Regions from separate parts of the Homo sapiens genome. Here regions 1 and 2 are each linked to region 3. Evidence: chromatin loops called from intact Hi-C (ENCODE). Cell type or tissue: PC-9. All regions are shown on one strand.

Region 1 (4,000 bases), 220 kb before region 3:
ATTGTTCAGATTTTTTGAAACACAGTTTATTTCTTATTGAAAAATAGTGATGCCTTAGAATATTGTTTAATTTAATCAGAGAAACAACTTTTAGGAATATCTTGAATACTGAGGAAAAAAAATACTGGCTAATTACATATTTCCCAAAAAGCTTTGTAAAAGATGAGTAGAAAATGATTTAATATTCATTCAGAGCATGTGACTGTATTCCTGAAACACAGCACTCATCTCACTAAACTGGTCTTGCTAAAAAGACTGCAGGATAATAAGGCTTATACACTGTTTCAAATTACTTATTCAAAGTCAGGTATTAGTAATCCTAAGCATAAATTAGTTTCCTGTTTTCCACACACAAAATCAGTCTTCCTACATTTAATTCATTTACAATAAACTACGGAATATGATCTAAAAACAAAAATCTTGGACTCAGAAAGCTTACTCGAAATTATCCAATAATTTTTCACACTTTAAGCCTTTTTGCATATGCACATACTTGGGTCATCCGAAAAATTCCAGGTCCCTGGCCACCTGCAGTCACACATGCAATGCCCTCTGCATGTATGATCTGAATCAATGCTACAGCTGCACTTAAGCCACTTCTGGGGTCCCACTTAATTCAGCTCCAGAGGTTGTCCCTTTATGTCACTTAAACTTAATATAATACCCGGTGAATAGTATGTTAAGAGGTCATTAGAGTTTTGGGAATGAAATGGATATTTTGATTTGGCAAAAAACTGGATGGCTGCTCAGAGCCTACTCTGATCAGTACTCACATGCCCAGGAGTCATGGAATAGACCTGGGCTCCAACCATACAAGAAAGGCTGGTACCTTTAAGGCCTGGTGTCTGAAGGTCATAAAAGGGTGTTGTGATATGGCCACTGGGGATCCTGGCTAAGTATCAAAACATCCAGCTGTCTATGTATGTGTTCAAGAACTGTGTATGATCTCTTAGGGCTACAATAAAATCTCTAGAACTCTGCAGTTCCTTAACATATATATATATGTGTGTGTGTGTGTGTGTGTGTGTGTGTGTGTACGTGTATATATATATATATACACATATATATGTGTGTGTGTATATATATATATATATATATATATAAAAAACAGTGAAAATACTAATGCTTAACATTGAGGCACTGAGAACATTTATAAGGGTGAATTATAGGACTAAAACATTCTTTAGAAAACTGTACCTAAGTACTCACATTTTCTATTAGGTCACAAATGATAGCATTATTGAAGTAGTCAATGTGAGTCCATTCTATATCCTAAAAGACAAAACAGAACAAAATCCAATGACACAAGATGAAGCCACGACACTACCATCCATAAAACAGACTTTGACCATCTTATCATATTTCCCTTCCTCTCTGAATTTATTTTCTTTATAGAATGGGTACTGCAAATGTCACAGGCAGTTCCCAAAACTTTCTCAATGCAGCTGCCTACCACTGACATAATCTGATTGAAGCAAACACCCTTGACCTGTTCTGAGACTGCCTTCCATTCCACTCTCCCATCTGCAGCAATTTCCCATGCACTTCACTGGCCCTGGGCCAAATATTTACTCAACAGGCCCTTGGGTCAATATTACGTTGTGTATGTTTACAATGTTTATAAGGAAATAAGTTAGAACTTGATCCCAAGAATTTAAAGCCTAGATTCTTCTGTTCTGAATCTGTAATCATAAGGAAAAAAATTAATTTTAGAGTCAATCTTGTGTTGTAGGGAAGTTAACTCTTTCAAGTGTTAAAAAAAACAGGCCAGCGCTACCACAAAGTATTTTCAACATAAGGAAAGACATGAAAATCTATCCACTGGTTCTAACACTGGCTACAAAGCCAAATCCATAAAGCCAAATGTAATCTTTCTGTGTCTACTTAACATTCTGTCCATAAATGTAAACATTTATTTGTCTTCTATTCATTACAGCAAGCTAGCAATCTTCCTATATATTCTTAGAAGTGTTTTAAACAATCTGTATAAACTGTTTTAAGTTACCCATCAAAGTTTGGGCATTCTCTTCATGATGAGAAGACAGGAAAAGAATGAATCGTGCTTTTAGAATATTTATGTTACTAAAAGGTGCCAGACAAGTATAAAACATTTCTGAAGCATAATGAGTACTCTAAAATAAAGATGAAATATTTATGATTTAGCTTTTGAGTAAATGGGTTGTTTTACTAAGCCACTGGGGATAACAATCACATTAGAAAAATCTATATGGAAAGAAAGATAAAAGAGAATTCAGTGTCCTTAATGGCTTAAAATGATACTAAGAAAATAAAGGAAAACAGGTAATATCATTACTAAAATATTAAGGCAAATAAACAAAAAAGGAAATAAAAATATAAACATAACAATTCCTTTTTATTTTTTGAAATAACTAATTTTACACTTGAAAAAAGACTGGCTATTTTAAAAAATAAAAGGGTGAAAAGCAAATATATATTTTTAAATTAATGATGAAAAGACTCTGCAAACACTACTTCTGGTTATTTTAAGATTATATTAAATGAGATAATCTATACATAGCACTTAATATAATACCTGCTATGTAGTAAGGACTCAGTAACTGTTACCTATTTTTACTATAAATTTGAATACTCAATACTTTTTGATATTGAACAAAGTCTCAAAATATTTTCAAATCTACTTACAGTGATGCTGACTTTTTTGGTATACAGTTCTCTAAGTTTTGGCAAATGTATAATGTCAAGCAACCACCACCATTATCAGTCCCCAAAATTCTCTTTGCAGCCACAACCCTCTCACAACTCCTATCTCCTGGCAATCCCTGACTCTATAGCTTCTTATAGGTAATCAGTCTCTATAGCTTTGCCTCTTCTAGAATGACAGATGGAATCATACAGTATGTAGCCTTTTGAATATGGCTTCTTGTTTAGGCTATCTTCTGAATTAGAATTTATATTACGAGTAAAAAAGGACCAACACTTTTAAAAATAGCATTTCAACATTACCTCCCGTATATACTCCTCCTGCTCTTCTTTAAGAGTAAGTTCAATGAAGATTTGTTGCAGCTTTTCGTTACAATAATTAATAATGAACTGCTCAAAGCTGTTGTCCTGTATGGAGAAAATGAAAAACAGCTTTATAAACCATGCCACTAGCTCTCTCAAAACAATGACACTCAGACATCTCAATCCATGAGAAATGCCACACATGATCTCTCAGATTTAACTGTGGCCCAGCACACGGCTCCTAGGACAGACGCTTGCCCATTGCAGGCACTCGAGGAGTGGGTCATGAGTAAGTGAATGAATGAAGTATACACAAATGATGCAATATTTGAAGGATGAAGACTTTTAGTTGACAGAGAAGCACCCCAAACAGAAAAGCTAGAAACAATCTCACTTCCTTTGCTGAAGGATCAGCAAAGACACAGTGAGCTCCACAATCTCTGTCACCAAGTTCTGAATCTCCCATTCTCAGGTGAAACTTCAGAGCTCAAGGAAGTCCCCCTGAACTGACCCCTTATTGTCCCCATCCAGGGACAGATCCCTCACTCTGACTCTTGCATCCTAACCCTTTTTGTAAATCATGTTATACGAACATGTGTGTATGTGTAAGTATACACATGTACAGATTAGTTTCATATACATCTGCCTCACTAGACTGTACATTCTTATGGGTGAGGGCTGACCATGCTCTCTTGTTCACTGTATTCCTACCCCTTACACAGCACCTCACACCTAGCAAGTTCTCAATATGTATTGGCTGACTGTATGAACAAATGAAGTTCCTACCAAATGGAGACCCAAAGATTAAAGCATCTCCCTGACAAGAAACAATCTCTCTCTCTGTAGAAGGCCCATACCCTTGATCACTCTTAGAAGTCTCAGCAGCCTCTCCTTCATATTAATCTCTTATGAATTTGTTGACAGAAGCTTTATGCCTAAATCATTTCTGAACAATCTGCAGGGCTTAATGTATTGCTGTACATCCTGAGAGCACCAAATGAATAAATTTATCAAG
Region 2 (4,000 bases), 360 kb before region 3:
CTTTGTTGAGTCTTTAGCTAAAGACTTTAGTAAGTTTTTTGTTTGTTTGTTTGTTTGCTTGCTTGTTTGTTTGTTTGAGATGGAGTCTCTCCCTGTCACCCATGCCAGAGTGCAGTGGAGCGATTTCAGCTCACTGCAAACACTGCCTCCCGGGTTCAAATGATTCTCCTGCCTCAGCCTCCTGAGTAGCTGAAATTACAGGCTTAAGACACCACACCCAGCTAATTTTTGTGTTTTTAGTAGAGTCAAGGTTTCACCCTGTTGGCCAGGCTGGCCTCAAACTTCTGAGCTCAAGCTATCTGCCCGCCTCGGCCTCCCAAAGTGCTGGAATTACAGGCATGAGCCACTGCGCCTGACCGGTGTAAGTCCTTTATTTATAAAAAATGAAGCCATTCATATTAGTTCTCACAAATTTCAGAGTAGTCTTTTTTCTAGATATAAGGATGGATGGATGGATGGATGGATGGATGGATGGATGGATGGACAGACAGACAAAAGATAGATAATCAATAGTGGAAAGTTTAAAATATTATAATCTGAATAGTTTTGGTTTACCATGCCAAATTTCACTATCCAGTCCTCCAACAAATGTTTATTGAATGCTTATTACATGCCAGACATTTTGCTAGGTGCAGTGAATTTGATAGTGGGCAAAGCCAGGGATGCCCTCTGCCCTCATGAGACTTCAAAAACAGAACATCCCAGTGTAATTTTCAGGGCTGTAATATATTGAGGCAGTGACCTGTATGATGCATTCATTTTTCAGTGTTTAAATCCTTTAAGGTCCTCCAAGAACCAGCATCAAATGATTGCTAGTCCTAATTTTCCTGGGCATAAATCACTCCAAGCGTAAATTTCCCATGTTTTGGAGATCACGTGTCCAGGTTTTGCTGGGTGTCGTTCATCAGTGCCCTGCGGTGGGAAATTTATAAAACCATATTCTGGGTCACAGACTCCTCGTGTCAACAATCACTTACAAGGTCATTTAGGCCACCCTCATGCTCCATGAGGGAATGCTCCCATTATGTCTGAAAGTGTTCTTCCAGCTTCAGATAAATACGTTTACCTGCAAAAAAAAAATCATTGCTCTCAAAAAGTAGCTTTTCCCTGACGGCATCATGCTAATTACTTGGAATGACTTTCCCTCAGTGAACATATTGTCATAAAATGATAAATTCCCTGAGGCTAACATTTATCATTTTCCAGACCCTGGTCATGGACCTCACCAGGCTTCCTCAGTCAACTCTACTAAACAAATAAAATTAGATTCATGACATTTGAAAAGGCAGCATGATTACAGTCATCACTTAGAAGACAATGGGGCAAAAGACTGCTCAAAAAATTAAAAAACAATGAAATCCACAAGCCCAGACTCCAGCCAATCCAAAAGATTTAAAATGAGACATGTAAGGTATATGTGTGTGTGTGTGTGTGTGTGTGTGTGTATTTATATGTACATATGTATATGTGTGTATATGTGTGTGTGTATATATACACACACACATATATAAATTGTAAACTAAATTGAAACAAAAAACATTAAGAAAATTTTAACTCTGGTTTCAATTTAAATCAAGAGAGAGAAGGTGTTGGAAAAAATGATCAAATTAAAGCAATTGGGAAATATTTGCTAGGATTACAGAATTCCAAAATGAGCACGAAGCCCTGATTCAGGGCCTAATTGCTCCTGATGGCTGCACTAGACCATCACTAAATTCTCCTTTGTCAAAACCTCTAGTGAAGAGTCTTAAGTGAGAAAATGTAGGGGGGAAATGAAGTGAACTCTTTAGTACTGAATGATTTCACTTTAAAAGAAATCTCCATGTGCACTTTTAAAAAGGTAGTCTGTATCCTGTCAGCATAAATATATGTTCTATAAACCTGCAGTTTGTATTATTAGAAAGCACTGAGCTTAGTTTTTATCAAGTCATTTGAATTTTTTATCCATTTACTCACAATCTTGATAGGGCAGACAATTATTAGACCAAACACAAAGTTAAACGGACCTTCCTAAGTGCAAGAAGCTATTAACTTTTTGCATTTGATCTTGGGTTCTCATTTTAACATGCAATGTAGACATTTAAACACCAGAGGACAGTGTGTGAATGAAAACAAAGTTCAATTGCTATTCATCTAATTCAATTCATTTACTTACTACATCAAAGTAAAATCTTAATTTTAAGTGCTTTTCCCCCCAAAGACATTTTATGTCATTTCATGCTTCAGAAATTAAAAGTAGAGGTTGATAGAAATGTGAATCATGAGACCAACTAATCAAGTTAATTTGAATCATAATGGAAATTAGAAAGATTAATTTCATAAGCAATCATTAATAATGGAAGCTCTCATGTACGAATAATCAAAGCTTTAAGTATTATATGGTAATTAATTCATTACTATGGGTTACATATTTTAAAATAGCTCAAATCTTCCTTGCTTTGGTGTGCTTTTTAATAGCAATCCTTAGGGAAGAAAAGTTAAAAGGTTTCTTTATGAAAGTTTTCTGTATGTGTTTCTTAATGGGCAAGCAAGAAAGTTGAATTAAATTCTACAATAAATAGGCTTGCTCATTTGGTAACAGGCCTTCTTCAACCATAGAAGAAGTCAATTGTCAGACCTTTGTGAAAGAGTAGAAGATTGTGCTATTGACAAAGAAATAGCCTAAGGTGGAAGATTAATTATATAATTTTGTTGTCCAACATTGCAACTAGTATTTTGTTTACATTTAATTTCATTTAAAAAGGCATTTGACTTGGGGCTTGATTTGGAAAGTGGTCTTGTATGCTGTCACCATTTACATCAGTACGCATTCAAACGTTCACTGAATAGTCACATTTCTCATTTGCAATGCCCCTATACTTTTCCCACATTCAAATTTATATGCAAAATACTTGTTATTATGAGTCGTCTACGCAAAAATCAGGCACAAATGGACTTAGAATGTACTTTTAAATATTACCTCTTCTTGTCTTAAGGAATGTTTCAGTATTATCATTAAAGAATTATGAAAACTGTTAGTATATTGTTTCTTATGATAACATAATCTCTAGAATACAATGGATTCCTATCATATTAAGACATATCTTCTGTATAAACCTTCTCATATATATATATCTCTTCTCATATATATAACATCTCCTTCTTCCATTTTTCTCAGTTTTCTAGGTGATCTGGATTTGCCCTGGTCTTGATAATACTTTGACTATAATATTTGACTTCCACAATGCTAATTTTATTCATTCCTCTAGCCAACAAGTACTGATGTCCCCCACATTTTTTTTTTTTTTTTTTTGAGAAGGAGTTTTGTTCTTGTTGCCCAGGCTGGAGTGCAATGGCGTGATCTGGGCTCACCGCAACCTCTGCCTCCCGGGTTCAAGCAATTCTCCTGCCTCAGCCTCCTGAGTAGCTGGGATTACAGGCATGCACCACCATGCCTGGCTAATTTTGTATTTTTAGTAGAGACAGGGTTTCTCCACATTGGTCAGGCTGGTCTTGAACTCCTGACCACAGGTGATCCGCCCACCTCACCCTCCCAAAGTGGTGGGATTACAGGGTGAGCCACCGTGCCCGGCCTGGTGTCTCCCACATTCTAGCCACTCTTTCTAGTACTGGAGATACTATGGCAAATAAGGCAGACTAGATCTGGAGAAAGTTCTACAAAGAAGCTTGCAAGGGCTCTGTGCTTCTCTAAGAATCTAAAAGAAGGCTATTACAACTGGCCCACCGAAGTGAATAAAGGAGAAAGTGACAGATGCTGTCAGATACCACAGAGTCTTGGCAGACTGGGTAAGGGGCTTAGAATTTACTCTGACTGTAATAGGAAGCCACTGGAGTTTTTTAAGCAGGGAAATGGTTTGAACTGATTCCCCTTTTAAAGTATCCCTCTGTTTGAACTGATTCCCCTTTTAAAGTATCCCTCTGCCAAGGAGGCAAGTGCAAAGGTAATGGCAGAGATAAAATGGTGGTTGTACTAGGATTGTAGCAGTGGAAATGATGGGAA
Region 3 (4,000 bases):
CCATATATTTGAACATAAGAAGAAAATATATCCAGGAATAAGGTTATTATAAAGACCAAAACCCAGAGGTGAGAAACGAAGTGTTTCAGCTGTGCTATTGAATAAATTCCATCAGGTGAATAAATAAGCCTGAAACAATAGCCCTTTCTGAGCCAGGTTTTATACAATACAGTACACAGCAAAGGTGAGAGACTCTCCACAGGACGACTCTTTAGGACTTTTCTCCTGTGTTGGCCTTGTCTTGTCAAGGTGTTCTCAGTGGTAACAAGACCTTGGGTTTTGCACAGGCATCATTTACAAGAGTTAATTGCCTTCCACCAGATAGCATTTACTCCACTGGTTATCTCCAAAGGAAAGAGCAACACTGTGTTGGAAGCTCGTGTTTAAGGAATTAAGTAGGGCACAAGTACAGCCAACTAAAATAGATTCAATGCTCTGGCAGTATTGCAGAGAAGACAACAAAGTCAGTGTGGTTCCTACTACTTGGCCCGTTGCCTTAAATGAAGTGTTAGATTCCCTATCTGGAGATTCTGCCCTTTGCTGGAAAGACCAATTGACTGGATGATCTAATAATTTTGCCCCCTTTGCCAACCTGTATGTAATCCATTGTTATCATTATTAAGCAACATCCACTGGAATTCTCTGGGAATAGTATAGGAAGTTAGAAATACAAACAGAGGGAACGCAGCTTTCCCGTATGATGTCAGCTTCTGTTTTAGCCTAAATACTTTTAGAGGATATCCCATTTAAGCCAGACATCTTGTTTACAATGGGGCAGTATTGCAGAGTGTGGGTGAGAGGACAATGCACTCACAGTACAAGCTACCACTGTGCAGTTGGTTCTGTCAAAGTCTCATGTTACAGCTGATTAACTGGCTGCTTCTGACAGGGCCAAACATGACAAGCTTCTCCATTCTGAGAGAATCTGCAGACTGAATGCCATCTAAAAGGGAGCCTAAATAGATAGCTCTTTGATACATTACCATGGATCTTTTTGTCCCTGATTTTTATTAATCTTTTATATATATAGCAGCACTTGATATAGATGACTACTGCCCTTGTGATTTCCTCGTGGATTTTTCTAAACCTTGAAGCAATGAGGAAGTGAATACAGAGTTTATGCCTTTGTATGGGAAATGAATTGGATTATTAGAGAAAATTCTCTGGAAAACCAACCAGCAAGCAGTCATGGCTCTAGAATTTCTATAAAGGAGTTAAACGGGGCAACTTATTGGGACAGCCAGGGAATTTGTCTTAAAGTTGTATAGCAAAGAAACCACCTTTACCTAGATAATATGGGGTGGTAGGGTGGATTTTGGAGACAGGCAAGAGACCTCTGAGCCATCTCTTGTCATCACCACCCTGTGTAAGTTTGACATACCTAAATACCTAAGGAACAAAGGCTTTATCTAAATTGTAAGTAAATACTCAGGTATGAATCTGACCAATGTCACCATTCAGGTACTCAGGTTAAACAAAGCCAAGAATAAATCCTCACAATCCTTTCACATGAGTACTATTGCTTGCATCCTCTCTCCTTCTTCCACATCCATCCTGGTGTAAAGTAAGACTGATACACTTGCGATAGCCATAGAGCAAGTTGGTAGGGGTCTAGTTTATTAATCCTATAAACCTTGTGACATCTCAGGACAAGTGATTACACAATCACAGATGCCAAAAGGCTAGAGACTAATACTGGTCTTGTTTAAATGTGAAAGGCACTCTCTTATAGTAAACTCAAAAGAAGCTTCGGTTTTTAGTTGGCTTTCACGTGAGAATAGTGCCCTCTGGTGCTTTTTAAAGTTCCTGCCTCCAGAACTGGCTAAGGAAAAGAAGTCCTTTGCAATTTGACCAACATTAACAATTTATGCAAAAGGACTGACTATCGTTCAAATAGCGCTTTCCTTTTCCATTTTAAAACTGTGTTCTTTGTTGTAAGACTATTCACCATTGCTCTCATCTAGCATAAAACAGAGAATTTGTACTCCACCCAGAAAGATGGAAGCAGTAGTCAAATGGAAAACATGCATTTATTCCAGCTCATCAACAATGATGTGACTCTGTGAAGCCAAACAATTCTCAAGAGAAAGATGATGCCAACCCTTCATTTTTAAGACTGAGTTCATTATTTTTACACTGATTTGGCTCTCTGTTTGTCTGTAATTGGTGTATAGGAATGCTTGTGATTTTTGCACACTGATTTTGTATCTTGAGACTTTGCTGAAGTTGCTTATCAGCTTAAGGAGATTTTGGGCTGAGACGATGGGGTTTTCTAAATATACAATCATGTCATCTGCAAACAGGGACAATTTGACTTCCTCGTTTGCTAATTGAATACCCTTGATTTCTTTCTCTTGCCTGATTGCCCTGGCCAGAACTTCCAACACTATGTTGAATAGGAGTGGTGAGAGAGGGCATCCCTGTCTTGTACTGGTTTTCAAAGGGATTGCTTCCAGTTTTTCCCCATTTAGTATGATATTGGTTGTGGGTTTGTCACAAATAGCTCTTATTATTTTGACATACGTTCCATCAATACCTAGTTTGTTGAGAGTTTATCACATGAAGGCCTGGGGAATTTTGTCAAAGGCCTTTTCTGCATCTATTGAGATAGTCATGTGGTTTTTGTCATTGGTTCTGTTTATGTGATGGATTACGTTTATTGATTTGCTTATGTTGAACCAGCCTTGCATCCCAGGGATGAAGCCGACTTGATCGTGGTGGATAAGCTTTTCGATGTGCTGCTGGATTCAGTTTGCCAGTATTTTATTGAGGATTTTCACATCGATGTTCATCAGGGATATTGGTCTAAAATTCTCTTTTTTTGTCTCTTCCAGGCTTTGGTATCAGGATGGTGCTGGCCTCATAAAATTAGTTAGGCAGGATTCCTTCTTTTTCTATTGATTGGAATAGTTTCAGAAGGAATGGTACCAGCTCCTCTTTGGACCTCTAGTAGAATTTGTCTATAAATCCGTCTGGTCCTCGACTTTTTTCAGTTGGTAGGCTATTAATTATTGCCTCAATTTCAGAGCCTGTTATTGGTCTATTCAAGGATTCAACTTCTTCCTGGTTTAGTCTTGGGAAGGTGTATGTGTCCAGTAATTTATCCATTTCTTCTAGATTTTCTAGTTTATTTGTGTAGAGGTGTTTATAGCATTCTCTGATGGTAGTTCACATTTCTGTGGGATCGGTGGTGATATCCCCTTTATCGTTTTTTATTGCATCTGCTTGATTCTTCTCTCTTTTCTTCTATGTTAGTCTTGCTAGCAGTCTATCAATTTTGTTGATCTTTTCAAAAAACCAGCTCCTGGATTCATTGATTTTTTGAAGGGTTTTTTGTGTCTCTATCTCCTTCAGTTCTTCTCTGATCTTAGTTATTTCTTGCCTTCTGCTAGCTTTTGAATTTGTTTGCTCTTGCTTCTCCAGTTCTTTTAATTGTGATGTTAGGGTGTCAATTTTAGATCTTTCCTGCTTTCTCTTGTGGGCATTTAGTGCTATAGATTTCCCTCTACACACTGCTTTAAATGTGTCCCAGAGATTCTGGTATGTTGTGTCTTTTTTCTCATTGGTTTCAAAGAACATCTTTATTTCTGCCTTCATTTCGTTATTCACCCAGTAGTCATTCAGAAGCAGGTTGTTCAGTTTCCATGTAGTTGTGCAGTTTTGAGTGAGTTTCTTAATTTGAGTTCTAATCTGATTGCACTGTGGCCTGAGAGAGTTTGTTGTGATTTCTGTTCTTTTACATTTGCTGAGGAGTGCTTTACTTCCAACTATGTGGTCAATTTTAGAATAAGTGTGATGCGGTGCTGAGAAGAATGTATATTCTGTTGATTTGGGGTGGAGAGTTCTGTAGATGCCTGTTAGGTCCACTTGGTGAAGAGCTGAGTTCAAGTCCTGGATATCCTTGTTAACCTCTGTCTCATTGATCTGTCTAATATTGACAGTGGGGTATTAAAGTCTCCCATTATTATTGTGTGGGAGTCTAAGTCTCCTTGTAGGTCTC

Evidence for each region. Hi-C counts contacts between places; a loop is a spot of excess contacts. Peaks named below come from ENCODE experiments on the same cell type or tissue, not always from the same donor. Only the 100,000 strongest peaks of a DNase experiment are listed, where the experiment ranks them.
Region 1: it touches region 3 in a loop (6-fold over the local background); 7 of 110 quality-filtered maps call a loop at or near these places.
Region 2: a loop joins it to region 3, with 23 times the contacts of the local background. A loop is called at or near these places in 88 of 110 quality-filtered maps.

What each region holds. Positions count from the first base shown.
Region 1 is chr2:191,380,552-191,384,551 of GRCh38, reverse strand. MYO1B (myosin IB) reads right to left here. Exons shown (of 31, transcript NM_001130158.3): 14 at 2,986-3,090; 15 at 1,210-1,272. Among named protein-coding and RNA genes, the nearest start is that of MYO1B-AS1, 140 kb to the right of the region's middle. In PC-9, no CTCF peak of the experiment used is centred here; a DNase peak (open chromatin) is centred at 1,571; H3K27ac peaks cover 796 bases.
Region 2 is chr2:191,519,891-191,523,890 of GRCh38, reverse strand. It overlaps LOC107985833 (a long non-coding RNA gene), which reads right to left. Exons shown (of 3, transcript XR_001739229.1): 2 at 978-1,066. Among named protein-coding and RNA genes, the nearest start is that of NABP1, 160 kb to the left of the region's middle. In PC-9, CTCF peaks have their summits at 1,871 and 2,071 (motif pointing right); no DNase peak of the experiment used is centred here.
Region 3 is chr2:191,163,082-191,167,081 of GRCh38, reverse strand. No RefSeq gene overlaps it. Among named protein-coding and RNA genes, the nearest start is that of STAT4, 14 kb to the right of the region's middle. In PC-9, CTCF peaks have their summits at 1,597 and 1,797 (motif pointing left); DNase peaks (open chromatin) are centred at 811 and 1,621; H3K27ac peaks cover 952 bases.